Linked DNA regions of Homo sapiens: region 2 is linked to region 1. A link is a loop called in an ENCODE intact Hi-C map of the cell type or tissue named here. Cell type or tissue: mammary epithelial cell. All regions are shown on one strand. Links, peaks and the distances in the headings refer to the core of each region. The heading gives the core; the rest is flanking DNA.

Evidence for each region. A loop is a pair of places that touch in the nucleus more often than their neighbours do. Peaks named below come from ENCODE experiments on the same cell type or tissue, not always from the same donor. Only the 100,000 strongest peaks of a DNase experiment are listed, where the experiment ranks them.
Region 2: a loop joins it to region 1, with 4 times the contacts of the local background. A loop is called at or near these places in 1 of 110 quality-filtered maps.

Annotation. Positions count from the first base shown.
Region 1 is chr11:132,727,857-132,743,949 of GRCh38, forward strand. All of the region lies in intron 2 of OPCML (opioid binding protein/cell adhesion molecule like), which reads right to left. Among named protein-coding and RNA genes, the nearest start is that of NTM-IT, 450 kb to the left of the region's middle. In mammary epithelial cell, for the core only: no CTCF peak of the experiment used is centred there; a DNase peak (open chromatin) is centred at 6,575.
Region 2 is chr11:132,625,046-132,641,138 of GRCh38, forward strand. The region is part of intron 3 of OPCML (opioid binding protein/cell adhesion molecule like); the gene reads right to left. Among named protein-coding and RNA genes, the nearest start is that of NTM-IT, 350 kb to the left of the region's middle. RefSeq lists an enhancer at 7,565-8,764. In mammary epithelial cell, for the core only: no CTCF peak of the experiment used is centred there; a DNase peak (open chromatin) is centred at 7,866; H3K27ac peaks cover 1,985 bases.

The sequences.
Region 1 (16,093 bases), core at 4,470-8,469:
CAGCAGTGGCAAGGCCGAGTGCAGGCCAAGATCCTGAGCCAGCCCTTGGTGCACGCAGCTCTGGGCTTCCCCAGCTCCTCTGCCGGGTAAGCTGGGACAGATCTGAAGGGCAGTGGGGTTTGTCCTTCAGAAGTTCCCTTCCACGGCTAAGAGGGAGGAAGAAACAGGTTTACCACACAGCTCACCAGGGAGCTTCAAGAACAGCATGGACGTTTGATTTACAGGGTAAACTGGTGAAAGACGAAAACGTGTGCCGCGCCTGTAACAAGCAGGGCTGCTCCATGGGAACACCTGTGCCGGCGCAGCCCGCCCACCCCGGACAGCGCCCGCACCCTGTCTCCCCTGGCCAGGCTCCTGTAGCCCCAGGCAGAAAGGGAGTTGCGAATTATTTGAGGATATGCTGAGAGTGTCCTGCCTGGGTGACAGGAGTCTCATAAATCATTCCTTCTCTGTATTTGATCTCTCTTTCAAGCGGAGTCATGTCAACTCACTGGGGAATCTGAGGCCCTGGAATCACTGTGAAGGCATCGTTTGGGTGTGCAGAGCTGCAAGAAGAGACAAAAGATGATGGAGCTAGGAAAATAGCAGAGGGGCCAGCCAGAAGATAACATACAATAATAAAATCAATAATAATAACAGTATATACTAATTGCTACTAATTACTTTTCTCTCTAGCATTTTTTTTAATCACCTGCTCACTTGTGATTTGTTTGGTTTTTGAAGTTCTCTCCCTACTTCAACACAGCCTCCATGGTGACAGGGTATAACTTGTTCCTGCTGTAACCTAAGTGCCTAAAATAGTACCAGGCATAGAGTAGCTGCTACTAAATATTTGCTGAATTAATTAAATATAACAGGATTTATGTGCTATGATGTAAATAGCCCATGTGAACTCATTTAATCATCATAATAATACTGAAAGGTAGACATTCCTGATGCCATGTGGAAACAAGGAAACAAACTCAGAAAAATTACAAAATTCCCCTGAATTAAATATGTAGCTGAGTAGATGCCCATTCAATTTTGACTACTGCCAGGTCTGTGCTCTTTCTACCACCCCAATGCTGGGCCCCAGTGAAAAAAAATTAAGAAAGTAGATGGAGGAGAAAGACAATAATGATGATGAGGAGATGGAGGAGAAGAACGAGGAGGAGATAAAATAAAAGCAGAAGGAAAAGGAAAGTGAACAAGTTCAATGTGAAAGAAAGGCTGGTTAGGGGGTCAAGAAGTAGCACTCTTCTCAAATGCCACCGATGGAAGAGAGAAGTGTAGCAGCCTCAGGGAAGATGAGAGTAAAAATGAACTTTCTGTGGACTCACTTGGACTCACTGTCACTTCACATTATGCACAATGATTTTATTTAACAACATCCTTGTAGAGCTCAAGTAAAAGCAAGATACATTGTACATACCCAGGCAGCTTTTTTTAAAGCCCTCATGAATGGATGTTTAACTAATCTTAAAATGCACATTCAGCTGCACTATCTCATGATGTCCTGGATCTGTGAAAACCGAACACACCCATATTATAGATTTTACACACACACACACACTCTTCCAAGGTTGGACAAAGGTTAAACGGGCTGGTCAAACTTGAGCATAAGTCACACCTGTGTCAGGAACAGAATGCCAAAAGATCCTTAATGTTACTCCAGTAGCTGTGTATTCTGGAACTCCCAGACAGGTACATCGTCTGTCTCCTTTGCTCATCCAAGGTTCAGCAGCCACAGTTTAATCACACTTTCCCAATGGGAAAGACTTTGCAGCAATTGCATCTACTCAGTCAAAAGGGTTCCAGAATGAGAAAAGGCTGGTGTTAACGCCTTAAGATTACATTCTTAGTCCATGTGGTTTGCATTCAAATGCCTTCTGCAGGACAGCCGTGGAGTTTGTCAGAAAACATCAGACCGCCTTTGTTGGTTGATGAGTGAGAACAGTTGTCAGGAGACACAGGAAGGAAGAAGCCAGCCCAGGTACACATGAAGGGGATGAGCAGGATATTCTACCAAAGGCAAGTAGAACTTACTTAATATGGCACCAAAGGGATGCTTTTCCAGGACAGACTATTCTGAGTCATCACCACAAAGACAACAAACTGAGTTCCTTGAGAAAAGGGTTCGGATTTTGTTTACCAATGCAGTCTTCTATGTGACTTTTTTTTTTTTTTTTTTTTTTTGAGACAGAGTCTTGCTCTGTCACCCAGGCTGGAGTACAGTGGCACGATCTCAGCTCACTGAACCCTCCACCTCCTGGGTTCAAGGAATTATCTGCCTCAGCCTCCCGAGTAGCTGGGATTACAGGCACCCGCCACCACACCTAGCTAATTTTTTTTGTATTTTCAGTAGAGATTTCTATGCAGCCTAACTAAAGGTGTAACAGGTACCAAATGCAGTTGACTATTTAAAATAAAGATTAATAAATAACACAAATCAATCCATATACTAGACATTCTTTAAGACCATGGCATCATATTAATTAACTGTAGTGGAAACAACCACAAAATAAAGACACAACAAGTAATCTTCTCTTAATAAAAAGGCATAATTGGCTAAAATAATCTAAAAGGAAATGAAGAATAGCGGGTGTGGGAAAATAGCTCTGATCCTCCCTTGATAAATACGATGTCAATTATTTTCTTCTCTGTGTAATGTAATTTTGATAGTATAAAAATGTGGTGATGGAACTCAGGAAGATAACCCCCTGGAGAAGCACCTGAGTGATAAACTGTCAAAGGGACAATTCTCTGTGGAAGAGAGCAGTTCTGATAACCTGGACCAGGGGATGTTAGAATGTTTACTGGCCTCAAAAGAAGACGTAATCTCTGCTTCATAAATCAGCTGGAAATGTGAGTGTCCTTCAGCCCAAACTAAGACAGGCACAAGGTGTGGACAGAAAGTGGTTGAAATCTGCTTGACCACCAAGACCCCAGTTGGCCACCAAGAAGATTAAATTAAATCCAAAAGCTGGCTTATAACATCACATGAAGCCTGTATTTGTAGAAGGAAAATCAGCTGGTGAATATCAGTCTGGCAAACTGAACATGCGAAGAAAGGATTTGGAAGGATCAGCTCAGGATAGTCTTGAACCTAGAAAAACAGCTCTTGATGTAAGAAAAAGGTATGTTTTTTCATCTGTTTGTTGTTCTGTCTGCTTCGTTATTATTGTTGTTTGAATCTAGAGCTGTGCAGTTCAGGAGAACTTTCTGTGATAATGAAATGTTCCATCAACTGTCCTGTCCAGTGGGGTAACCACATATGGTTATTGGATTTTTGAACTATGGATAGGGTGATTAAGAAAGCAAATGTTTAATTTTAATTAATGTGTATTTAAATTTATTAGTCACTCATGTCTAGTGGCTACTGCATTGGCAGCACAAATCTAAAGACTCAAAAATCAGCATAGGACCCAAGAAAGTCAGGACAATGAGTGGTTTAGGAATGAATATGGACCCAAACCAAATAGACCCTCCAAATTTCTAGAAGGTTGTAACACTCCTAATAAATCTGATGGTGATGCCAATCCAAGTCAACCTTAGTCTAAAGAGTTATAAAGCTTGGTTCTCTTAGATAAGACTAAGACAAAGAAATGTGCCACAGTGTATTGCCTTACAGACTATGAAAGATAAGCCAGTCTATGATCAAAAGTTGAGTTATGTCTATATATGTTAACTCATCCACTAAAATTGGCACATTTATATAATTCACCCACTACATTCTGGGTGCATTTTGAGGCCATTGTAAGGTTATGGGTCTTCATGTTAGGCTTGCAATGATTTGAGTGTGTTGCGTTAGTCCACAGAGGGGCATCTAACTATGATGGGGAATTAAGAAAAGATTTTCCAGAAAATTAGACTGTTAACGATTTTTGAGTTGACTCTTGAAGATGAATAAGCAGCTAACAGGGTTGGGGATACTAAGGAAAGCCTTCTAGAAAGATAACACAATTTAAGTCATGGCAAAAAGAAATACAATTGTCAACTGCATGTAGGAAATGCAAAGCAAATAGGTGTATCAGGATTATTAAATAGAGGTAGAAGTAGTAGGATATGAAAGAGGTATGAAAGGTGAGGTTGGAAAAAATTACAGGGTGTGATCATATTATATACCATACGTACTAAGAGAATGGATTTGAGTTTGCTGACAGCATGAGGAATTATGCATGGATTTAATAAGTATTATTTTAAAGAGAACACTGTGTCCAAAGAGAATTATCAGTTCTATATGTTTTGGAGGAGATGGGGATGTATGGTGAGACAGAGCAAGTGTTGGTGGGAGAATGTTTATAGGCAGACATACTAGTTAGGAGAATATGTTTTTAAAGTTCGAACAAGAATAATAAGGACCTAAATTAAGTCACTACTACAGAAGTTGGAAGAGAGGTGAATGATTCAAAAAATATTTAAGACAAAAATCTACCTTCCCCAATGACAACTAAGTCATACACCTAAGTGGGGGATAAATGAAAGGAAAATTCGTGGACAAATCCCAGGTTTCTGACAAGACTTGCTAAGAGAGATTGTGGTGTTGTTAAGGGAGAAAGGGGTTATAGACAAAGTAGTAAATGGGGAGGTATTGATGGGTTTATCTTGAGGGTATTGAGTCTGAGGTTCCTGCTTCAGATATTTCCATGCGTACATCTTGAGAGAGTGGTCTTCACTGGAGATGTGGCTATAACAGTCATCATCATGAAACGGTAGTTAAAATGATGATGATAAAGATGAATTCTCAGGGAGGATGAAAGAGAACAGTGAGGAAAAAAGCTGGCACCCTACAACCCCAGTGTGTAAGGGGAGGCTTCAGGGAGAGAAATCCAGAAAGGAGACCTGAAAGAAAGGCCCCAAATGGACAGCAAACCAAGAGAGATTGTTAGGTTATAAGAAAGCAGGAGACAGAGAACAATTGAACTGCATGAAATAAAGCAGAAAAGTCTTGAATGACACAGGTTGAAATATGTCCATTGAATTCAGTATTTAGAGATTAATGGTGACCACTACGGAAGAAGCCTTGGTGGAATTTACCTGAAGAACAGAAGGCAAGTATCTGGGGCTTAGGAGGAAAGGACACAGAAGTAGTAGTATTATTGAGGGCAGAATGATTAAAAGGAGACACACTAAATATTGAAAGATAGTTTCTCTGGAAGATGAGATAGAGCAGTGGGAAGGTGGTGAGTGAAGGCTTTTTATTTGTTATAAATTTTCATTTCTTTTCACATTATCTCAATGATATGTTTTACTTTATTATTACAAACACACAAAAAGATAAAAATCATCACGAAGATGAAATAATTCTGGGAGCGAACATTTAACAAAGATGGGTGACTGAGAAAGAAAACAGAAGCCTTGGCTAAAGATTTCCTTGAGAATGATAGTTAAAGTCATGGAAGCCACATGACTCAGGGAAAGGAGAGAGCAGGCAGTAAGAAGGCGAAGGGAGGTATAGATACAAGACAAAGGAGATAATTCATATAGCAATGACCCATAGTAGATGAGCAAAAGAGGATTAAAAGAACAAGCAGAAGATTTCCGCTTGTCTGCTAAGAGGCACATAATATTTAGAAACAGGGGGAAATAAATTGGATATATGTGTGTAGCTGAGAGGTATTAGAAGATCATTCTACTTGCTGAGATTGAAAAGGGTAGGATGGGGTTCAAGATAGTGAAGGTTTGGAATGGTAATCCTAAGAATGGGAAAGAGATGTGGTCAAAGATAGAAATAATTGTGCGGCCTTTTGAGGTTCAGCTGGAGCTAGAGACCACACATTAGTAGTGGCACAAATCCAGAATGTGTGACATTTTCTTCACCTGAGCTCAGTAACCTGGGTATGAAACAAAGAATTTGAGTGTCACATTGATCCACCGTGGTAAGTGTTGTGGAAAACACAAAGGTTACAAAAGAGAGAAAAGTGTGCTGAGAAAGAGATGAGATGAGCTGGGTAAGAAAAGAAACTAGCCCACGGAGATGCTGACAGATTGGGAGAAAACAGGACTAGGAATCTCTAAAGTTGAAGGCAGGTGTACTGAGAGGGAACATATGAGACAGTCAAAAGCAGTATCAAGTCAGAGTTAAAATCTCAAGATTTTGAATTACATTGAATTAAAATTAAATTCCAGTCTTGCCATGCCTAGGTGTATGACATTGAGTAAATTACTTAAATTTTATGTGACTCAGTTTTCTTATGTGTACGATGGGATAATAACATTTATCTCAGAGTGTTTTTATGAAGACTAGATACAATAACCTATCTAAAGTACTTATCATAATTCTTGATATATGGTAAATATTCAGTAAATGATAGGAAACACATATACACACAATGGAGCTTCAGATTTTAAGATAAAGAATCTTTGTGATAGCCAGGCCCCCAGATGCCTCCCTTATTCTGCAGCAATCCCCACTTTCTTAAGTAGATCCCTCCTACACGGAATCCAGAGAGGCCTGTGCATCCAGTAACATGTGTCAGATGTGATGGTATCTGACTCCCACAGTAGCATCACAAAAGGCGTTGCAGTTTCCACCTTGGTATTTCTTGAATGACTCACTCTGGAGGAAGCCAGACACCACTTTATGAAATCATTCAAGCAGACCAATAAATCCACAATGTGGGGAACTGAGGCATCCTACAAATAGCCAGCAGCCAGTTGTTAGCCATATGAGTGAACCACATTGGAAGCTGATCCTCCAGTTCCACTCATACCTTCAGATGCAGACATCATGACAGCATCTTCATGAGAAACTCAAGCCTGAAACACTTATCTAACTTATTCTTGAATTTCTGGCCCACAAAACTTGTAGGAGATCAACATTATTGTGGTTTTAATCCACTATGGATTGGGAGTAATTTGCTACATAGCAATAAGTAATTAATACAAAATTTGGTGCCTAGAAAAGAGGTGTTGCCGACTGTAAAAACGTAAAGTACAGACAATGCAAAGGCTACAGGATATTGATGAATGTTACAGAAAGCCTAAATAAGTTTAAAGAGACTGGTAGCATAAGCCTAATGGTTCTTGAGAAGGTAATGAGTGATCTTTTATAGAAAAGTGAAAAAAATGTCACTGGAAACTGAAAGAAAGGTGATTGTTATTATGTGGGGCAGAAAGCTTAGCAAAACTATCGCCTGCAACATATAAAAGTACAAAATCTATCTAACTAGGTGATCTAGATAAGATTTCCAGGCAGAGTTGAAGGTGTACCTAAGTTTTTCATGCTTTTTATACTAAAATGAGAGATGAACTAGAGAAAACACTTTTAAATATAAAGGACCCAGAGCGTACTGGTTTTGAATACTCCCAGAATCTCTAGATGGTGCTTGATAGTAAAATTTTAAAAAATAGCTTCTGGGAAAAAATATAGCCTAGGAAACTATCAGGCAAACTTGGTATTAGACATTAAACCGAGAGTGTAGTTGTGAAATCTTTTGTTAAGATCTCAGAAAGATTTAGGTTGGCGCCTCAGAGAACCATTCAGTAAGACAACAGGGCTTCTTAGAAGTTTAAAAGTTTGTCTAAGGGCAGAAACCCAAGATAGACAAAGACTTCTCTGGAAGAGATCTTTGAATATTTTTTCTTCTAATAAAATGAACCTCAGTAATACTCACAAGGGACCTATACATCTCACAAAATAATTGTTGTTGTTGTTGTTTTTTTTCTTGAGACAGAGTCTCACTCTGTTGCCCAGGCTGGAGTGCAGTGGTGCAATCTTGGCTCACTGCAAGTTCCTCACGGGTTTACACCACTCTCCTACCTCAGCCTCCCGAGTAGCTGGGACTACAGGCACCCACCACTACGCCCGACTAATTTTTTGTATTTTTAGTAGAGACGCGGTTTCACTATGTTAGCCAGGATGGTCTCGATCTCCTGACCTTGTGATCCGCCTGCCTCGGCCTCCCAAAGTGCTGGGATTACAGGCGTGAGCCACCGCACCTGGCCACAAAAGGATTTTATTGACAGATATCCTGTCAGATTGGATTGAAAGAAAACAAAGATGGTACAAAATTAAAGAGATCTTTGGATGCCCAAACATCTACATCCAAGAAGCAGCTGGAAAAAGAAACACTCAGTTGTGAACAAGACTGCCTTTAAAGGGAAAGAAAAAATGACTGAGAAGGTAAAATCAAGAGCCCAGACGACAGAGCTAAGAACCATGGAGAAATAGCCCAGGCCTTGTGTCTGAATCAAGGAACTGTCAATATGTACTTTGCTGGATTTCAGAATTATTATGAACCAGCAACTCCTATGTATATCCTGTTGTCCTCTTTTTTGAATGGTACAATTGACAGTGATTATGCTATGCCTGTCCTTCTATGACATGTTGAATGTGTGTGAGAGTATGTGTGCCAGTGTGTGTGGTGGGGAGAGCAGGAAAAACTGTCTCTTCAGTTCTTAGGTTTTCTGATTGAGAGAAGCTACTCAAGGCTATATGGAAGGAAGCACACTGAAGGACCATCATCCTCACCTAGAACTGATGTAAATGATGAGATTCTGAATTCCAATCAGACACTGTAATGGGGTAAAACTTTTCAGTGCTTTGGGAGGGGGTAAGTGCATTTTACGTTTTGGAGGAATATGAATGGTTAAGGGACAGAGGGTGAACTGTGATGGCCAACTTCTAAAATGCCCCCAACCATCCTTGCCTCCTGGCAGTTATGCCCCACTACAGAACCCTTCCACACTGAATTATGGTTGATTTGTGTGTCCAGTGAACTACAGAAGAATTGACAGTGGGTAACTCCTGAAGTTACATCATAAAAGACATTGAAGTGTCTACCATGATCTCTTTCTTAGATCACTGCCATGTCATGGGGACATTCAAACAGCCTTATGGAGAGGGACACATGATATGAACTTAAAGCCTCCTGCCAGTGGTCAATGCCAAATTACCAAGGCACTAGTGAGCAGATCCTTCAGCCCCAGGTAAGCCCTTATGACCACTGCCCCATTGACATATTGACTACAACCTCCTGAGACTCAGAGCTGGGACCACCCGGTGGAACCACTCATGCATGCCTGACCCACAGAAACTGAGATGATGAGACTATTATGATTATTTTAAGATGATAATTTTCAAAGTCATTGGTATATAGCAATAGATAATTATTACAATTCCCTGATGATGAAATGTTCAGTTTGTTGTCGTGGAATAGGAATGATGAAAGTGAAGTGGATTTTGTTCCTTGGAGATGAAGAGAACATCTCAAATCAAGGTGTTGAATTATCTCCATGTGGACACTGTTGTCTCCTGGTTAGTAATGTGACTGGAAAAAAATAAAAAGAACAGACTGCCTAGTCTCCAAATTCTTCCGTAACTACAGGTTAGTGGTTTGCAAGGAGGTCAAAGTTTATAAAAATGAGAGTAGAAAGCGTAGTAAAATTAGATTCCAAACAGAGATCTCACACCTCTTTTATTTTTCAAGGGCAAAAGATTAATCCTTGGGTTGCAGTTTTTTGTCCCGTAGTACTTATTCCCCAGAGTTTTTGTTGTTTTACAAATATAATAGCAGTTATAAAGACAATAGAGATGAAAAATCACACGATCCCAACTTTTCGACACATCATATAGTCTATTAGATCTTGTATGTGCTAATATTTGTGGATACATGAATGAGAATGATTATATAACTAGAACATAAGAAAAATTTATAATTTCCATCCTAACAATTATTCTACTATAATCATTTATGTGATACTATATATTCTTCATAATTTCTATTTAAAATAGCTCTTTGAATGAATATAGGATAATTTGCTTAGCCATTCCCATGTTGCTGACCTTTACTTTTACTTTTTCTCCAATTAAAAATCATGCTGTGTAGAGAGCTTCCTTCTACTTTTGAACAATTTCTTCATGAAAATTTTTCTTGGGTAAAATTACTGGGTCAAAAAGGCCCTTGGACATTCTAAACAGCAACAAAACAAATTTATTCCTTATTCTGGTATAGTCTTAGAATAAACTATGAGATGCTACAGGATTCAGTGAAATGGGAAAGAAGAGAAAGAGAGTTGGGCAACCAGAGATCAAAAGTGGAAACAGTGGCATTTGTTGGAGCAAAGCCATTGGTATCTCTACGCTCAGAATGAAGTCAAGGGGTGTTCCTATCTTTCACCTCTATAAATCGCCCCCAGTCTTCCACTGTCTCCCTTCCCTCATCTAACTGCTCAATATTAATCAGACACTTAGCTCTCCCCCTGTAGGACACCTAGATAGCTCTGCTCTGGACAAAGCTAAGAGGTAGGGAGCATGCACTGAGATCAGGCAGGAATTGCGCTAGAGTGGGAAGCATTGCTATTCTCGCTTTAGAGAAGGAGACATGGGCTGAGAAGCTAAGCGCCTTACCTGTATTTGAATAATGAAGAACTAGTGAAGCCAGGATCCAAACCTCAAAACTCATGTCTATTCTTTTGCAGTACACCCTTTTAATTGTATAATGTCGCCTGTACTTCATGCTTAGGACCAGAAAATTCCTAAGTGCCAGAAAGTTTTACAAGCTTATCTGTTGAAGAGTAGATTACATTCTTTGGTCTAAGAAGTTTAAATACCCTCCCTGCTTCACTCATACACACAAGTGCATACATCTTCCACTAGTGTAAACTTGCTATTTTATTTTTCAGTTTGAGGTGATCAAGGAATATCTGAATGTCTAATTCTATAAAGAATGTCCTGTGACTTATAAAACTTGTAACATGAAAGTCTGACCTTCTTGGAGGAACATATAGCTTGTCCTCCACAAGCCTGATGGACTGCTCAGTTTGGGCTGTGCTCCCTTCTACAGTGTCCATGTGAGGAAGCAGCTCCCTGTGGTTCTGTAGAATCAGAGCTGTTTGTCATACTGTAGTTACTTACGGCTCCTGGTGTTTTGAAAACACAAGACTCATCCTTTATTGAAAGTTGTTTGTTTTAAGTCTCTTCATTATTTTGCAGTTAAATCAGCTATTTTACATTAATTAAAAACCAAACTAACCAAAGACTGTAGTAGCATGTGGTACCTTCAACCTTGTATTGAACTCTCAGAAAGGTGAGAATGTCAAGAAGGGTTACTAATGAAGAGGATCAAAATATGCTAACCCAAAATATGCCACGTGGCATAGAGATGATTTTGAGCTGAAAACAATTGAGCAACAGCAGATGGAAAAAAAAGCCTCCCACCCGCTAACCCCAGCACGTTTGCGTAAAAGCAGGCTTAGACCCTTAATAACCCGAGATAACTCGACTCCTATCAGCTCAGAAATGACGCCAAGCAGAATCTATATAACAAATCTTACTGAAATAACTTGTATCTTTAATTACTTTTCCCCACATATTTATCTCCTCACAGTTTGTCACCCCAAAAAGCCTGATCCTCTTTTCCTCTGTCTTGTCACTTCCCTATACATTTATTGTTCTTTGTTAAGATGTTATAGAAGCTCAAGTCCCAAGCACCCTTTTGTCCCTTATCACTGGGTTCCTTCCCACGTGTTTGCATGCTGCCTCTGTAAATACATTTTTATGGGTTTGTCCTCTTTGTCTTTATTTTGTCCGTATAATTTGCCAGGTCCCAGGCAATGAACCTAAGTGGGTAGAAGAAAAAGTTTTTTTCCTCCCTAACTAGTATTCTGGAACAAACTTTGTAAACAGCTGTGATGTCTGAAAAAGAACTACCCACAGGCACCAATCAACCAGCTATAGCCAAGAAAAGTACTGCTGCAGATGCAGAAAATTTCATGGGTGGGACATAATACCAACCTAATAATTATCTCCTGGAAAATCCCACCAGCTGATAGCCAGATGATCAAGATGTTGTGTATTTGTGTATGTTGGGGTGGAGGCAAGGGAAGACAGTGTGTGATAAGAAGATTGAAAAGGAAAGATGAGGATAAAAATTTGTGTTCATTATATTATTTTCTGAATTCCTGAATGATGTTATCTCTCAAATGTACCAGAGCCCAAAGCTAGCTTATCATCATTATAATCATAATTAAATATGCACTAAGTCTTAAAGTACAGTCAAAATCAATGCCTCTCTGGACCCCATCAGTGTTTTGGTACAGCTCAGTCACTTGGACTCGTTTTTGCTTATTCAACCTATTTCGACAAACAGATTGCACTTCCACTACAGGAGTACAATCTTAAAAAAAGGCAGGTGTTATTTGATTTGTGTCTATCTGTTTCCCCCACCCTGTGCAAAAAAGAAAAAAATATAACTTGATCAGTATTTGAATCTAACCTGTCACTTCTAAATGTGCATATTGCTTAGAAGAGTCAGAGGGTACAGAAAGAAAAGGGAGAAGCAGGTGTCGAAGGATAAATAGTCAGGAAAAGATGCTAAGAGTAGAGCTGACTTATTCTTACTACCTGCATTTTAACTGAAGGAGTGAAACTAACAATAACGTATCTGTGATGTATCTATTTATGTGCTCTTTTAATTAAGTCTGGTCCTCCCCTGCCCCTTGGCTATTGGCTCCATGGGAATGGGAAGACCAGGCAAGCTTGGTTCACTGTTACTTTCTCAGAGCCACATCTTCCGCCTGGCATATCATAAACATACACACTCCATTAGTGTATGTTTGTTCAATGAATGGGTTTTGTATTAAATAAAACAACGTGAAAATGGGTAGAAAAAGCAGCCCAAGGTGTTAAGTTATTCTGCCCTGAGACATTCTTCAATGTTTCTTCAGACTATTTCTGTACCATCTGCACTGGTAGGAGAGAAAGGTCTGGGGAGCCCTCTCAGTATAATTTATTATATTTATGTAGCACCTATCACCTCGCTACTCTATCTAGGTCAGTGATTCCCAAAGTCTGTTTCGTAATGTGCCAGAATATCTCTGTGGGGCCATAACTTCTTAAAATATTCTCAAAATTAATTTTCATATCATTGAATTTTTAAGAAATAAACAGAGGCCATGAAGGGGAGGCATTATGAAAGCAAGAACACAATTCTAAACTACAACATTTCCTGGGAAGTTGGCAACCAGAGATCTGTATTTATTCCAAAGTATTTATGGATTTACTTATGAGTTCAATTTCTCAACAAATATTTATTAAATGTTTACTTTGTGTCAGATGATATACCAGGTATTTGATATAACGGTATGCAGCACCGAATCCTTACTCTCAAGTTGCTTGCTTAAAGGGCAATGTGATGAAGGGACAGTATGACGTGAAGCTCAAAGTTCAAATCCAGCATCCACTGGGTGCCAGCATGGGTGACAGAGGGTGCAGTATCCTATTTGTCTTACCTTTCCTGATGTCTGTATTCCTCATAACTGATACTACCTAAGGAAGCCTCTGCTATTTGAAACCCAGTATATCCTGAGCCTGACAGAACTTATCCTGTCTCATGCACTCACTTCCAAAGACTCTCAAATTGAGGTGAGCACTCCCAGCCAGCCTTCAATTCAGTACCTCTGTCTTCTGAGACTTTGTATATCCCATCATCAGGTACCTCTGAAACAAACTAAACAGGCTCATTGGTAAACCAATTTCCCCACTCATATACCTGAATCTTTTCTTAGCACACCTAGGTTAAAAACCTGAAAACATTTTTGACACTTTAGGATATTAGAAAGAACTTGATCCTGAGAATCATACAGACATGAGCTCAACGTGGTGCAGGTCTGTGCTCGTGTCCATCAAGTGGCATGACTCGACTCTTCTTCCACAAAAGGATAGTTGTTCTAACCACTGAGAATTGTTATGAGAATTAAATGAGGCAATAAGTAAGGCTCTTTAAAAAAATGCCAAGGACTGTGAAACTATGCAATAATCGTTCTTTAATCCATATAACTTAAGTCCTTATAATATTACAATTTCAACTCTAATCACTAAAGGCATTTGGACATTGGCATTGTTCTAAATATATTTTCGATATTCATTCATTTAAAAAATCATATTAGGATAATTAAAAGCATTTCGGGCCAGGTGCAGTGGCTCATGCATGTAATCCCAGCACTTTGGGAGGCCGAGGCAAGCAGATCACCTGAGCTCCGGAGTTTGAGACCAGCCTGACCAACATGAAGAAACCCCGTCTCTACTAAAAAAAACACAAAATTAGCTGGGCATGGTGGTGCATGCCTGTAATCCCAGCTACTCGGGAGGCTGAGGCAGGAGAATCACTTGAACCCGGGAGGTGGAGGTTGTGGTGAGCCAAGATTGCACCGTTGTACTCCAGCCTGGGCAACAAGAGCAAAACTCTGTCTCAAAAAAAAAAAAATTAAAAAATAAATAAAAGCATTTTCATAATTCAAAAATGACTTCCTTTAGTAAATGGTGTGAGATAATGATGTGATTTTCTATGCTGTGAATACCCAGTCAGTGACGTAACCGCAGTCGTATCCACATGGCTACTATTCCAATGGATCACTGCTCCGACACAAGAGTGGTCTTACTAGTTATTATTAAAGACTACATGTTTGTGTCTCTCCAAAATTCATATGTTGAAACCCTAAGCACCAATGAGATGGCTTTAGGAAGTGGGGCTTTTGAGAAGTGATGTGGTTTAGATAAATTCACGAAGATGGAGTTCCAGTGATGGTATTAGTCTTCTTTTAAGAAGTGAAAGAGGCTGAGAGGTCCCACCCTCAATCATGCAAGCACATAGCCAAAAGACAACTGTCTACAAGCCAGGAAGTGGCTCTTCACCAGACACCAGATCTGCTGGCACCGTGATCTTGGAGTTCCCAGACACCAGATATGCTGGCACCATGATCTTGGAGTTCCCAGCCTCTAGAACTAGGAGAAATAAATGCCTGCTATCTAAGCCACTCTATCTCTGGTATTTTTGGTATAGCGCTCCATGCCAACCAAGACACTACTAATGCAAAAGTTGTGATGGCTCATAGTCATATATTTTATATACTTTTTATAATATATATTATATGTACCCTAAAACTTGAAGTATAATAAAAATATATATATATTATATACTTATACGTTATATATAATGTACAAGTATTATATATAATGTACAAGTACTCTATATAATGTAATTATATACTCATTATATATAATGTATACATATATAATAATTCCTTCAAAATACTGAAGTACAATTATGCTATAACATTAAATGTTAAGACACCTAGTTCCATCCAAAACAGGTTGAGTCGGAATTCCAGGTAAATTACAATACGTCCTACTAAACATTTTCTCTAAATGTGTTCTTTGCCCACTTTTCCTTCTGCTTCCTTCTCAAATTCTTACGTATTCCCAAGATCAATGGAGTCATCTATGTGACTGATCAGATGATAGGGCCATGTTCCTAACAGGCAGGGTTCTGGTGCATGACAACGTCATGCTCGTGAATGGACTTCCTCTTTCACATTATGCTCAGGAACTGGTGAGCAGAGCCAAGGTCTTTTTCCTGGGTTCCCCCTTTCTCCCTGCTTGATAATGTTGGTTATTACTTCATTATTCAACCATACAGAAAATGGTAAATACTTGAGACTTAGGTTCAAAAGGAAGTAGACTGCACACCGCATACCAGCTCTACTAGATTAGCACTGGGATATGTTGGAAACTGGAACTGCCAGTGATAAAGAGGCATTTCCCATCCCATCCCCAATGTCAATATTTTCACACCTCCCTCAGAAACCCTCCAGGAAGGAAGGATTATGGGAAGGACATCTGATTAGATCAGAGCAGAAGATCTTTTTGCCTGAAAATATTTTTAGAAATTGCACAAAAGTAATTAGTAGGATCATGAAATTTTCTTTCCTAAAATACTTTTCAAAAAGAAATGACCCTTCCCATCTCCTTGATCAGATTAGAAGAATATAACTACTTCTCTTCCTGGAATCCAAAGGAAAAGCCAAACTTCTGTATTAGAATCCAGATTAAAACATGGATTAATCAAGCCTGCTGGTGTCACATTTTACACCACATTCCTCAGAACAGGGGGATGTCTTCCTGAGGTTAAATCATAATTGCTTTCCGCTGAGGTCTCCCTCCATGTTCATGTGAAAAGCAGCCTTAAAAGTTTCCCATTATATCACAGTAGCATCTACGTGACACACAGGGGCCAAAAATGTCTCTATTCATTTCTGTCTTGCCACAAACTCAGATCGCATTCTAGCAGACAAGACAGCATTAGAAGATTGTTCTCCCAGGCAGAAAGTCTTT
Region 2 (16,093 bases), core at 5,982-9,981, 100 kb before region 1:
AAATAATATGTTTAAACCTACTTTTCTATTATTTTGAATGGATGGAATACTTTTATTTATGTTCAAAATCAACATTGTTATACAAGGTCCTGTCACTTCTTACCTGGATTCTCTCAAGTGCCTCCTGTCTGTTCATTGTTTTTTGTTTTTTTCTCCTGCCTCACCTCCCTCCACTCTGCACCCTACAACACCATCTTGCTGATTTTTGCAGATCAGGTTAAGTTACATGAACAGGGACCAGAAAAGGAGCACCAATGTAGTAGGTTTCTTCAGAGAGGGGTGTTGTGAAGAGGTGTATATTTTAGAAGCAGTCCATGATCTGAGTGGGGCTTGTTGACTCCTGTCACCTCAGATGTTTCTTCCTCCCTCTGTCAGCACTAATATCCGCCATGTTATACAGCCTCTAAGTCACCACCATAATCTCCAGCATCTCTGAGCCGAGGCAGTTACTTATGCCTCTGCCAGAAACAGCTCTGTTCATCCCCTCAGAATGCAGATTAGAGGGCATCTCTTCAGGAAAGAAGAGATTCACATTTCCTAAATGTGAAACTGAAATAAGGTGCTTTCCTATGTGCTAACACGTCACACACATACACCAATGTTGTAGGAGTTGTGTGTCTGCTTGTATTTCTGTCTCCAAAACCAGACCATGAGCTGTTTGAAAACAGACATGATGTCTCTTATTTCTGCATACCCAGCATCTAGCATGGTGTCTGGCATCAGTGACCTCTCAACAGGTATATGTGATGTGAGGAAGAACAGCCATACATGCAAATATCTTTCAAATTCCTAATTGTAATGGGTCCTGGGAGTCCTGACTGATGCTAGCCATTTTGAAATGCCTCTAATAGAACTGTTGGAACTATAGGCTGTCTTCTCCATGCATATTGGCCACATCTCTATTGTAGCACTTGTTATATTGTTTGAATCATATGTTTAAATACATGTCTCCATTTATTTTTTCAAGAAACATTCATTGAACTCCTCCTACAAGGTAGGCACCAGGCCATATGTAGTCCCTTTCCTCAAGGAGCTTGCAGCATTTGGTATAAATAAAACAAGTAAGGACGTTAATAGATAAAGCATCTCAGGCACTATACTAGATGCATGAACAGGGTAAAATGGGGCTTAGAGGAGGAAATGGTCACTCCTTCTGGGGCATGGCTGGAACATTTTACAGAAGGACTGACACTAAACAGATTCTGAAAGATGATCGGGAGTACCACCTGACAAGGGAGTACAGGTGTTGCAGGCATGGACCTGAGCAACTCTCAGCCTATTCAAGGCACTCCAAGGAGCTGTAGAGGCTGGGGCATAGGGGGAAGATAAAGCTGGACAAAAAAGAAAAAGTAAGATACTATGAGGAATAAATGCAAAGATAGGGAATTTGGAAACCACAGAAGGATTTTAAGTTGGGAAAGAAATAAGATTAATATGACTAGATTTTGATGTTAAAAATATATGTATGTTATGAATTCAGATAAGGTGTATAGAAGATAGGGAAAAGGCTTATAAAAATGAAAACTTAGCTTATCTATATGAATGAATTTTTCTCCAGTAAGGGCCTCGTGACATGGCTCAAAGCAATCTTTGTAGGAGTGGCTTTAGGATTAGAACAAACTGCTTCATTGTTATTTGGTATGAGCCTTTAAAAAAAAAAAACATGCATTTACTAATCAAGCTGCCCTGAGTTTTGGATTATACACTTTCAAATTTGTTCTTTTCTGAAAATATCTCTGCTGTACAGAACGGTTTTAAAGGGAAGTTTCTCTCTCTCTCTCTCTCTCTCTCTCTCTCTCTCTTTCTGTGTGTCTATATATATAGACACACACATACATATACATATATGTTTTATATATATAAAACATATATAAAGCTTTATATATATAGCTTTAAAAAATCATTTTTCCTGATATATTCAAATGATGAAACACATCACACCTGCCAACACTAAAAAGCTATAAATAGAGAATGAAGTATAAATCTAGAAAGATAAATAAGCAGATCCATTCTATATCTATTGCAATTAGGAGAGTATTTTAGTAGCAAACGAGAGGGAAATGATTACTGAATTGCTTACAAAACTTAGGAAGAGGAGATATAAGATATATAATGGCCAGAAAAACTATGTATATATTGAAAGAATCATTATGAAAGTGATATGAATTATCTAATAACTCCAACATCACAAATGAATTTATTACATTCACTAACCTGTAGGTGAAATGTCAAACATCCTCTTTAAAATAGAAAAAAGAACAGTTCAACCCAAATATTGCAGCCATCTTTACATCAGGAATATTGAGGGTGGGTGTTTTAGCCATAATTCCTAATGTTAAGTATTAATGCTTTAGATATATTGAGCATTTTCTATATATAGCACAATCTATCAGGATATAGAGATGCAATGACATGTAGGTATGGCCTCTGCACTTGCACAGTTTACACTATGGTGGTGGAGACAGAGAAGTAAATTATTATGATCAAATGCTGAGATGCAGTTGTGTTCTAACAAAACATCATGAATTTGTGGAGGAGGAAGTGAACTGTCTGGAGTGGTCATGGAGTCTTTAATGAGCTGAGTTTCAGATGATCGACATGTAGATGATTTCAGCTAGATAAGTCATGAAGCAACATTCTCTGTGGAGAGAACAGCATGCAAAATGGCAATAGTGATTAAGTTCTGTACTAGCCTAGTAGTAAGTGAAAATAACAGATTTGCCCTCAGGGAGCATCCAAGTTAAAGGGAAAGCTGATGCATTTACAATAGACAATAATAAAGCAAATTCAATCGAAGCTCATTTCCATAACTTTGGGAAGAAGAGTTTGGTAAGACTAAGGTAGTGTTTTGAAGTGGAGGTGGAGCTTGAACTGGGCCTCGTATAATGTGTAATATTTGGAAAGGTGATAGTAGTGAAGAAAAAGGGAATGTAGAGAAAGCATATTTAAATCTAGGCTGAAATTTTTTTGATTTGACATGAAATAAAAAAATAAGGGGATATTTACAGATTTGCAAGCAGGTAAGAAAAAGCAGTGTTTAAAGATTAGACTGCCCTAGGTATGCAGAATTGCTGAGAGAGGACAGAAGACAGGAGCCAGGAAGGTGAGATGGGAGGGCATGGTGTTACCTTGGCGTAAGTAATGAGGGGATGGAAGAGAGCCATGAACAGAGAAGGAGAGAGCCAGAGCCACACGGCTCACGTTACCAAGGGAAAAATGAGTGAATTGAAGAAGGTTTGGATAAAGAGGTTAGAAGAAAAGTATAATTGTAATGTTTGGAAACTGTATGAAAAAAGCATTTTTCAAATTTTACTGGCAACAAAAAAAATTTGAGAATTGTTTCTGTTGACATGTGTGTGATTCCTGTCTTTATTTTCTTTATTCTGATGCTTTGGCATCTGGGGTCTTGCTGACCTTGGAAGCACTACCCCTCCCAGGATTAGTCAATTTTCAGAAATAGGAAAGGACTCACCTGTAAGTGAATTAACCTTCTATATGCAAAGGAACCAATCTAGAGGCCACAGCTTCAATCATCTCCTTCCTCAGGCTCTCCCACTCTGGGCCACTATCGCCTGCCCTGATTACCCTAGGGCCAGGTACCAGATAATTACACCCTTACACCACCTGTGTCCCCAGCCAAATCTCATCTTGAATTGTAGTTCTCATAATCCCCACGTGTCGTGGGAGGGACCCAGTGGGAGGTAATTGAATGAGGGGGGGCAGTTACCCTCATGCTGTTCTCATGATAGTGAGTGACTTGTCACGAGATCTGCTGGTTTTATAAGCAGCTTTTCCGTCTTTGCTTGGCACTTCTTGCTGCTGCCATGTGAAGAAGGATGTGTTTACTTCCCCTTCCGCCACAATTGTTAAGTTTCCTGAAGCCTTCCCAACCATGCTGAATTAAACCTCTTTCCTTTATAAATTACCCAGTCTTGGGTGTGTCTTTATTAGCAGGATGAGAATGGATTACTACACACCTTCACTTTCACCCCAGAGCCCACTGAAATTATTCAGGCCAACCCATCCTAAGCCTGCTTGCCCTGCCCTGCTCTTTCCTTCCCATGGAAAGCACAGTAACACTTTCCTCTCACTTCTTCTGCTTCCCAGCCCAACCTGGTGCTTCCCTGCTTGGTCCTGCGTCATACGCTGTGCCCCTGTTTCCAAGAATCTGTGAATATAATGAACTTCTTCCTCGTGACAGTCATCTCCATGTCTGCATGTCCTACCATATCTAATTAAAGCAAATCCCAGGTGTCTGATTAAAACAACTTACTGAGTACAGTAGATAATGCTTGGCTTGCTTATGCAGTCTAGCTGATCAGAAGATAAATGAGAATTATATGCAACAAAATTATTGTCTTTAGTTTCTACTTGGACCACACAGACATGACCTTAGCTATGATCGGCTAATTTACATATAATCTTCAGTGAGGTTTTATCTGGATTAATGATGTCCTCATTGCATATGAAAATAGGGGTAACTCAAGAAACTTTCAGAAGTTAGTACCAAAATACTGTTACATAACCACTGTCTTTTATTATGCCAATAATATCCTCTTTTAAAATGTCAGAAACATCTAAAAATGATTTTTTGCTTTATTTTGTTTTTTTCCTACTTGGCCCCAGGTGCAGCGTTGAGTTCATCATATTCTTTAGTTTATGATACTCTGTCATCTTTGGTTTGTGGAAGGTTGTTCTACTTAAAACCAAGCAGATAAAGAAAACTGGAAAACATATTAACTAGAAACATGTCAAGCAGATAATTAACATTATTCTGTAAGTTGGCCATAATAATGGATATAAAGAAAATAAAAGGCACTAATAAGTTAAAAAGAAACAAGAATAGATATTTTGAAATCTAGATGTAAAAATTGTTAACCTAAGTATGTTCATAAAATAATCTAATCCACTTAGTATGAACGAATTGTACATTAAAAGGTCATTTTTCAATGACTATACTGGCGTTTAAAAAAATTAAAACAATAGTGAGAAAGTTGTGGTTAACAAGGGCACTGTTAACAATTGTTGGTGAGGTATACGTTATTTTACAAAGCAATCCACAATATGTATCTCAGCCCTTTAAAATGTTCTTATCCCTTAAGGCAGTGATTATACACCAATTAATTCTTACTAAAGAATAACAAACATCAAATGTCAATGTATGAAGATGTTCATCACACTGTTATTTATGACAATAAGGAAAAGCTATTTGGAGTAGTGAAGAAATGGTAGGACTGGGCACCGTGGCTCACACCTGTAATCCCAGCACTTTGGGAGGCTGAGGTGGGGCGGTCACGAGGTCAAGAGATTGAGACCATCCTGGCCAATATGGTGAAACTCTGTCTCTACTAAAAATACAAAAATTAGCTGGGCGTGGTGGCACGTGCCTGTAACCCCATTAAAACTGTACTTCAAAGAACATTTGGTAATATGAGAGAATGTATTTGTTAAATTGATAAGTTGAAAGAATAGGACACAATATGTGTGTGTGTGTGTGTGTGTGTGTCTTCTCATAGTTGAGAGCAGAGAGCATATACCACTACATACTAGAATAATTAATAGTAAAAAGACTGGCAACACCAAGTGTTGGTGATGATGCAGAGCAATCGTGATTCTCATACATTGCAAGTGGGAGTATAAAAATGTACAATGATTGTAAAAATGCTTGATAGTTTCTTATAAACTTCACCATCTATCTCTACCATGATTCGGCAATTATACTCCTTAGTATAAGAAATAGGAACGATGTCCACAAAAAGATTGGCACAACAACATTTATAACAGATTCATTCATTTTTACAAAAACCTGGAAACAACTCAAATATACATTCCAACTGGGGAATGGATAAACAAATTGTAATATATTCATATAATAAAATACTACTCAGCAAATACATAAAAACAAATGAACTATGTCTACATAAAAGACAGAAGAAAAATTCAGAAGCATGATAAATGAAAGAAGCTAAATGCAATAGATATATACTGTATAAAATCATACATAAGAAACTCAAAATTAGGCAAAACAAATTTATGGTGATAGATATCAAAAGAGTACATTTTCTCAAACCTAGGGAGATACGTAATATTTCCTTAAGTTCTCTCATAATTTTCCTCCAGTGGCTACTACTGAAGGAAAGTTATGAGAGAACTTTTTAAAAAAAATTCTTTGTTTTTGAAGGCAGTTATTGAGTATATAAACTTTTCAAACTCATCAAATTGAACACTTAAGATCTGTAGTTGCAAATTTTATCTCAGTAAAATAATAAATACTTAAATGTTAAAAGAAAAAAATAACCATATATACATATATATATATATATATATATATCTCCTAGGTGTAAATATACATAAAAGATATATATAATCTCCCTAGGTTTTAGGAAATATATATATACATACATATGTATATATATATTTCTTTATTTTTTTGAGACGGAGTCTGGCTCTGTCCCCCAGGCTGGAGTGCAGTGGCAAGATCTCGGCTCACTGCAAGCTCCGCCTCCCGGGTTCACGCCATTCGCCTGCCTCAGCCTCCCGAGTAGCTGGGACTACAGGCGCCCGCCACCACGCCCGGCTAATTTTTTTTTTTTATTTTTAGTAGAGACATATATTTTTAAACCACGACAAGAAACCTAAAAACTAGTTTAACAAGAAAAATATATTCACATTTAACTCTGTTTACGTTTTTGAAAACTTACCCTATGATCAAAATATTATTAAAAAGTCAATAGATTAACAATATTAGGAAATAGATTTAAAAGCACAAGACAGGTAGTGTCTACAAAATCCTTCAGCATGGCAAGACGTATCATGGAGTATTTATTAAGATCACAAGTCAAATCAATAAATTCTTTGTGTGTGTGAATGTGTGTTAACATCCAGGACATCTGTGAGACCCTAAGGACCTATTCACAGAAGGCCACTGAATTATAAGTTTTGTCCAGGTTTTCAGCTGGGTAACGAAACACGTAGCTGGAAATGAAAATGTGGCAGCCATGCTGATCAGGGCTGGGCTGTTAAAATGGTTTCTGCCTGAAAGAGTCCCTCCTGTAAACATCCCTAGGATAGGGAATGCAGATCCAGCTTAAAAAAAAAAAAAAAGAAAGAATGAGAACATGATTGTGCCACATGGAGATTTGGGCAGGATCTTGTTAGGCCCCTGAGGGTGCCTCAGGCATCTTTATTCAAACACATTTTTTTTTTTTTTTTTTTTTTTTGGAGGGAGCAAGGAGGAGATCACACAGTTGTGGAACTGTCGTCAAAGCAAGCAGCTGACATTTAAATAATATTATGATTTAAAAGGTTCCTTTGCATTCGTTCCTTAACTCATTACACCTTCACAACTCTGTGACACGAGAAGAGGAGGTGACACTATTTCCATGTGAAAAATGAGAACACTGATATTCAGAAAGATGAACTGATTTTTGTAAGGTCAGATATCTTTTAAGTAATGGAGCAGGGACTTCAAGTGATGTCTGTCTCTCTCCAGTGGCTCTATGATTCTCAGGATATCATCCTATCTCCACGCAACACAATGTCGCCGCAGAGGAGTCGCTTCCTGAGTGGTTCCATGATAGCCAGCCCGGTATATCTACTCCTTTTGGTCTTTTTCTGCTTCCCTATCTTCAGCAAGGCGAGGTAATCACTCTCTCTTTGGTATGTGAGATATGTATCTATTCTGTCATATCCGCCTTTCAGTTGTCACATAGCCAAACTATGCAAATGTGGCCATCTCCACATCTCTGCGTTCAGCACGGCTGCTGCTCCACTCTGGACTCCTTCCAACTGTTCAGATGGGCAGGGAGGAGTTTCATCATCAGAGATGATAAAGAAACATGACTATTCAGCCTTTCTCGTACATCTACCGAATACCTAACTAATGATGTTCTCACCATATTGAAAAAAAAAAAAAAAACCATCCAGGATGACGAATTTATTCCCTGAGTGCCTCATGACAAGTGAGTCAGCTCTCAGCAACCAGAATTACAAGTGGACTGAGCTGGGTGACGGTGGAGCATGAGGAAGTGCAGTCTGTCCTGCCTATAAAGGTGGTCCTAGGCTAATCGAAAATCTGCACCAACAACACAGCAAAGTGTCTTCTGCTGCCAGTAACAGAGCACCCAACTGTTGGTGTTTGAGGGGGACAATCGGTAGCTCTCTCTCTTTTTTTCTGAGACAGAGTCTCGCTCTGTCGCCCAAGCTGGAGTTCAGTGGTGTGATCTCGGCTCACTGCAACCTCTACCTCCTGGGTTCAAGTGATTCTCCTGCCTCAGCCTCCCGAGTAGCTGGGACTACAGGTGCTGGTAGCTCTCTTTTCCCTGCCTAAGTTCAGAACAACTTGAGAGACAAACAGGGAGAAAATAGATGGAAATAAAAATAGCCCTTCATTTCTGATAGAAATTAAAAGCCGGGAATGTGGTTTATATCTTTACGTAAGCAAATGGGCATCCCAATCCTGAGCCTCAGGATTCGACCCCACTCCCCCAGTCACAGGAAGTGCGAGGAGGCCCCAGGCCCTGGGTCTGAGCCTGGCCTCTTACGCTGCATGACACAGGACATCTGTTGGAAGGTCAGTTTCTAAGACAAAATAAAGAGCTGATACCTCCTGATTTATCCTTCCACAAACCTGATCAGATTGAGCCATCTCTTCTCCCTGGTGGTAAGGGGTGTGTATGGGTGTGGGGTGGGGACAGCAGGAGGGAAAGTAAGGGAGGGTGCCAGGAAAGGCACAGAGTGTTACTTGGTAGAGTTTCTTTTGGGTAAAAGAGGCATCAATAATGTTTCCTTCCAACACCAACTAAAAAGGGTTTCAACAAGAAAGACGTTTATTACCTCATGTAAGAAATCGGGGGTGGGAGGCTGGGGGTGGAAGTCAGGGCTACAGTGAGAGCCTCAAGGCCCAGGTTCTTCCTGTCTTTCTTCTCCAGTGTGTGGCTTGGACCATCACAGTCAAAAGATGGGGGTAGCAGTTGCAGGCAAGCATACAGACACAGCAGTATTTAGCAGAAGCAAAAAGGGAAAGGGGATTTTTCTTGCATGTCACCTTTTGTTAAGGAAGGAAAGCTGCTCCAGATAGCTGCCCTCGGACTTCCCCCTGGATCCTACTAATTAAGATTTGATGGCCTGGCTATGCCCAGCCTGGCTTCCAGGGTGTCTCAGAAAATGAGTTTATGGTATTCGAGCTTCTTTAGAGGAAAGTGGCTTCTCTCATAAAGGAAGCAGGTTGTTAGTGTTATGGATGGTGGAAATAGCTATTGAGTATGTAAGCAACAATGTCTGCCATGATTACACCTAAAATTTCCACAAGGAACATCTGCACATGTGGAAAATTTCTGCAGGTTGGACTACATATGACAGTCCCTAATAACTGAATATACTTTTGAGTTCTCATTCCCAATCCAAAATAAAATAAGGCAAAGGGGGACTGAAATGTAAATATTCTATCCTGCCTGAGCCCATGCCTCAGTAGTTACATGCTTCAAGGGAAGGGTCATACAGTGGACAGCTCAACAGATGATTAGATCTGCACCTTGGGGATTATGTAGTGCTGCTTCCTCATCTCTAAAGATGGGGTGTCCTCGCAGGAAGAGATGAGGAAGCAGGAAGAGACTTTAGAGATGAGAAATCAGCACTTTCTTAAAATTTTTAACATTTTTTCTGTCCACTCCACCCTACTGCCCTTGGAAGCCAAAAGAAGGTTGTAAGGCATTCATGACCATAAGTTATCACTTAGAATCAAGTGGCAGGAAATTGAACTTCAGTAGATCCCAGAGTGAAGTCACATTTTTTCCACTATCACCCAACTTGTTAGGGAGGATTAACTGGGCCGATACACTCAGGACTAGAACACAAGATTCTAACTCAGCCTTGCATGCGAGATAAGAATATAATGCCCTCTTACTATGTTGTAAGACCAGCTGCAGAGGAGCTCATGCTCCAAGAGGAAGATTTTCTTGGAGATTTTAGTAGTTTTAAGATTTGTGCAATTGTGTTTGGAAATCCAATATCATTTTTAACTGTGAGACGGTAACACTGCCCATGATTATTACAGTGTGGAGTAGTTCTTCTGGAACAACTTTTGGGTATAGATTTATGATGGCCAATTATTTAGAGGTCTTTCTCCCCTTAAAAATCTGCAAAAATTGTGGAAATCTAAATTTCCCTGTCTAAAACTATGGAGTATGCTTACTTTTAAAATATAATACAATCCCCCCCATTGCAAAATAAAAATTGGTATATTTTTAAGAAGTCCTAAAGAACACTTAAATTATTTCCAATTCGATTCCTCCCATTCCTTGTTCTTGAAAGAAAACAATAACAAAAACAAAAACTTTAGTCAAATGTTGTTAAGGCTCAGGAATGATCGATGGCTTATATGAAAGGTCCTCATCAAAGCATATGATTTAGAAAAGAAGGAGACTCATTTTTTTCCCCAGTCTACCTTCCCATGTTTTTTCCTTTCTGAAATGGAGTTTTATTCAAGGAAAAAAAAAAAAAAAGCCAGACTTCATGATATATGTCTTGCCTACCAGAGAAATTTGACCAAAAAAAAATTTGTTGACCAAACTCTAGCTGACAGACATACTTAATCTATTATCTCGATAAAATCAACTTCAAGGAAGATCTCAGATTGTGCTGTCATCAAAATTGATTTTATCAAACAAGATAATCTTTGCTGTCAACAAGCAGCACTTTCTTAAAACTCTTAAGATTTCTTCTATTCACTCCACCCCACTGCCCTTGGAAGACAAAAGACGTTTGCAAGGTAATCATGATCATAAGTCATCACTTAGAATCTCCCCAAACAGAACCAAGCGGCAGGAGGTTGAACTTCAGGAAGCAGCTTTCAGGCTACATTCATGTTTAAGGAAAAGAAAGCTGAAATAGTAAATTTAGATAGCTACATGTTGAAAATACTCCCCCCCGGATACAAGATGTCCATTGTTTGAAGCAATAAAGTGCAAATGAAACCCGTCTTTACATGCACAATTGGGCATGTGCTTCCATAAATGCCTGATTGTGTATGCAAATGAGTGTTTTGCGCACCCAGTTACCTGCTTGCTGTATTCAGATTTTTAGGGTCGATGTAAGTGCTTTTATTATTTTTTTAATAAAATTGTTCTAAATTATCTGTGGATGAATGATGCTTTAGAAAATTGTTATTTCCCTAAAATCCAGATTTAAACAAGCGCCTCTGAAACTTTGCAATGAATAGTTATGTATTAGTAAAGTCACGTGCAGAATTCAAGCAATTATCTGGGTGCTTCAAGGTAAACATACCACTGTGCATACATTTGTCACATAATTCTGTTATTTTAGGTAGAAGAAAGGGCCTAGTTCATCCAGCTCATGTAGCTTTGCACTTTATTTAACTAATTCAGTCAAAACACAGGGCCTAGAATATAAGGCAGTTTCAGCCTCCTCTTGGAATACATGCTGGCATAGGGAAGTGGATCCATTGCACCACAGTGATCATATGTCCAAGCGAATAAGCCTTCCATATAATGCCTCCTGACTTGCATTTATTCTGGCTTTTCTCGGAAAAGAAATAGCGAATGTGAGGATACACTAAATTAAGGCTACAGAACTGTGAGTGGAGAGGAAAAATCTCTGAATAATTTTCTTGACACTTCATTCAACCCCTTCAGGACCTATGGTGATAAAGCACTGAAGATTTATTTTAATGTGTAAAAACCCTGCTCTGTTCCCCTGGGAGATGCTAAAGAAGACACTGGGAGGCTCGGGGATAGTTTATATTTATCAGGTAAAGTACTGTCTGCTCACTAATAAGCTTCATAAATATTTTTCCCTTCTCTTGAACTTAAAGAAGATCCAGATTTGCAATCTAAAAAAAGAGAAAAAAAGAAACAAATTTCAAAGGTTCTAATACGTTAGTAGAAAAATGTATCTGCATTACTAGCTGCTTTGTTGGCGAGACTGTTTGAATATCATTTATGTAATCCTGACTTCATTGACACGCCATCAACTAGCCAAGCATTTAATCACCAAGATAGATGACTAGGTCAGGCGCATACTACCTATTTATATATTTTTTACTTCTGTAGTTGTTAAACCTAGAAAAGGAATTAGATTTTTTTTTTTTTAACTGAATTTGAAGCTGAATTTTTCTGGCGACTCTTTCTGGGTGAAAATATCAGTCCACAAGATGTTACACAACAGTCCCTTACTGATGATTTCTCCCTATTTCCACCGTTTTTTTCCAATCCTGGCAGATCGGACCTTCTTAAGCTTCATCACTGAGACCAGACCACCCCCACATTTTAAGCCTGGTTCTCCCAAAGTAGGGGACAGACCTGGAATCGTACGCTAGCCTTTCTCTGAGCCTGCTGTTGAGGCTGTTGAAGGCTTGGAAACCTCCATCTTTCAGTGGCCACAGTTACTACTCTTGAGCCACAGCTTCAAAATAATTTAGCCCATAGTCTAAGTTTCCCTTGTTCAGCAGGTTTGTGCCCCTGACATTTGCTGCCAGCTATCTTTGATGCTGAATTTTATTTTTTTGGCTTCCTAGTACTTCTAGACTGGCATCCTAGACTTTGGTCTTTGCTTGGACTTTTGATTATGTATCTAAGTTCTACTTTGAATATTAAAGTTCTTAAATATTAGTTTATATATTTACTTCCTCCTATTCCCTCAGGCATTAATTAAGTGACTAATATGTTCCAGGCAGGTATTAGAACCTGGCAGTGCTCAGGACACATAGACATTGTCCATATGGAACTTTCTTGTGTCTAGATTCATTCACACTGATTGATCACGTGCCTGTGTTCAGAGCCAGGCTCTTCTGGGACCCAGAGGTCACCTGCTCTTCCATGTCCTGCTCAGGATAGTCTCTGCCTTTGGGAGACTTCTAATCTGCATTGGAAGATTGGGAAAGCTTTCCTTATTGGAGCAGCCACTTCTGTCCTACCCACCTCATGGGCAATGAAGTTGGAGAAGGACTTAGGAACTAATATCATATTCTAAAGGGAAGAGTGGCATGGAAAACATGAACTTCTGCATTTGTTTTCTTTAAGAGGCACTACGTGGAGAAGCATAGTATTAGATGTCAACTGCAATCACTTTTCTTCAGAAAGCTAAAGAGCATATATACAGACTATATATATATATATATATATATACAGAGAGAGAGAGAGCATATATACAGACTATATATATATATGATGTATACATATCCAGCTTGATGTAATTAATATATTAATATAGATCTTGTAACTCTGGTGTTCAGACCCCTGTATTTAATAGCTATAATAGAAATCACTATAGCTGGTAACAGAAAAAAAGTCATATTCTGTGGCTTTATGTCAAGAGAGAATTATATTTAGAATTTAGTTTATAGTTTAACCTTAAAGCAAGGATGACAATAGCCTTTCCCAAAACTAAACCACACTTGTAAAACTAATCAACGTCCACAAAGTTAGGATTATTACAGGGGCTTGAATTCTGCTAAGATATGGGTGTGGTTAAAAGATAACCAGCTGTTGTTTTGGAGGTCACAAGATATGTAACTTCCCCAATTACTCTTACACATAACATCACTATTGTGGAACCTCTGATTGGCCTTTTGAGATGTCTTTTAAGACTTTTAAATTGCTGACTCCATCCAGATCTGCTGCTTGTGATTCAACAGGCCCTGTGACCCCACCCAAAGGCAGACTCAGTGCATGAGGACTGTTTTCCATACCCCTATGATTTCATTCCCAACCAACCAACCAACACTCCCATTCCCTAGCCTCCTGCCCACCAAACTATCCTTTAAAACCCCTAACCTCTAAGCCTTTAGGAAGACTGATTTGAGTAATATCTCCAGTTCTTTGCTGTGGCCAGCCTCGCGTCAATTAAACTCTTTCTCTACTGCATTGTCATAGTCTCAGTGAACTGGTTTTTTCTGCGCAGCGGGTAGGAAGAATTTGTTGGGTGACTACAGATACTGGAGCAGTTTTCTAGATCTTTTGACTCACCGTACTGCTTTCTTGTAGCCACGTGATGATTATTTTCTTCAAAGAGAGCTCTACACCCTTGCATTCAAAAGATGTTGGCAACATGTCATTACCTATGGACCTACCTTGATTAGAAAAATCAAAACTGGTCAGGACCCAGTACAGCTTTTAACACGTGAGGAAAGAGCAGGCGGGTGGTCTGAAAGCTCCTTTCAGCAGAGAGATGTGCAGAATTTACTAAATGAGAGAAGCTTAGGTGCCTAGAAAACAGGTTTACTGAGAAGAAAGTTCCGGCAGCTTGCCAGAGGCATGCTCTCAAAATGTGAGAGGCAGCATCTCAACTCTTCACCTAACTATGTGCAAGGTGACACTTGGGGACATGTGAGCAGGACAAGGCAGGAGCCCTGCTGGATGGTTGTAGATTTAAGCTAGCCCCAACCCCTGGGTCCATCACTCATTCCCATAAATCGCACTTATGCTTCTCCCTGGAATAGCAATCATTGCAGCCCCTCCCACCTCCTTGTGTTCTATGGAACCTAAAGTTCCTGAATCCGAACACAATCCTTTCACTGTTAAGACTGGCACTTTACATAATCCTCATGTTTGCAGGCCGACTAAATGTAAATATATGCAAATATACTGGCAAGTTGGTCTGGCCCTCAGGCCTTCCAAAGAGACCTTTCCTGCTGCAAAAGTTGAGCATTGCCTGCTTAGAGGGAGAAGGATTAAGGAGCTGGTAAAAGAAGAGAGGGGACAACAGATAACTTTAGAAAGTAATATAGTGGGGAAAGAAGATGTAAGCATAACCTTCCTATAAATAAGCAAGTCACAGCTAGAAAGCAAAGCTCTGCTAAGGTAGCACTGGGATGGCTGTCATCGACAGTAGCTAGGCCTGGGGAGCATTTACTCACTAGAGGCAGAAAATCACTGCAAGGCAATAGTTTCTGAGGCAAATGTGAGCATCTCCTAAATTGCATGAGGCCCAGAAATTGTTTTCCCCTTCCTAACGTTAGAGAAGTCTATAAAACTTCTCTTGCTACAGCCACAATAGGTACTTTGTTGCTGATGTTTCACCTAGAAACCTCAGAAGAACCTGCTCACCCTGGCAGAGTTGCCCTGCCAGCATTCCACAGACTTCCACAGCAAGAAATGGGAGGAGAAAGAGCGAGGCAGGATGCATATCCCGGAGCCTGAGCAAACCCACAACAATGAGCACATCATCTCTAACGAAAGGCAATGAGCAGTGTGGGTGGGACTGCAAACATCAGTGCGTGGCTTGGTAGGATGGAAGCAAAAATTAGGAACCCCGGGATAAGCACAAGAGGAGAGTCTTCACATCTCCTAAATCAAGAATTTACTTAGAGCCAAGGGAGAAAGGATTGGTCATTAGCATCAGCCACACATTGCAGTTACCCACGCCTGTAAAATATGGGAGTTGTAGTTTATTTGTTCACCCACACATATGCCTGAATCAATTTGTTTGAGTTCTCTCCAACCAAATATTGTCATTTCTTTTATCATGAAATACTTATTGATTACTCATTACATGCCAGACGCATTCAATAAGCATTTTTGAGCGTCTAATCTATGTGAGTTCTGTGCCTTAGGGATAAACATTTCTGTTCATATAGAGGGAAAGACTTTGTTCCCATCCTCAGAGTGGATACATTTTGGTGGTGAAGACAGTGTAATGTGTAACGCAGTAGTTACGGTGTGGTGTGATAGAGCCACACCCAGGAGTTTGGCAAGTGGGAAAGCCTGAGCTCATATGACACCTTCAGGTATTTAGAAGAGAGAGCCCTGAACCAAGCAGGCAGAAGTAGGGCGCTGCAGGGTGCACTAAAGGGCAGGGAGAGGGTGGGGATCGCCCCAGGCCTGCCATGACATGACCATCAGGGCACACTGCACCTCCTGGGAAGGCCCTGAGTAGGACAACTTCTGCCTGGCATAAGCATTGTGTGTTGTGGACCTTCTCAGGAGAAGGCAAGCTGTCCATTAAGGGATTGTTCCAGTATCCTCTGGTCTCTCCCTCTAAGCAGGTGGCATGTCTACACACCAGGGGCCTACACCTGCAACTCTAGGCAGCAGGCATCACCTGGACAGGATCTGGTGGAGAAGCTGGGTGAGGCCTC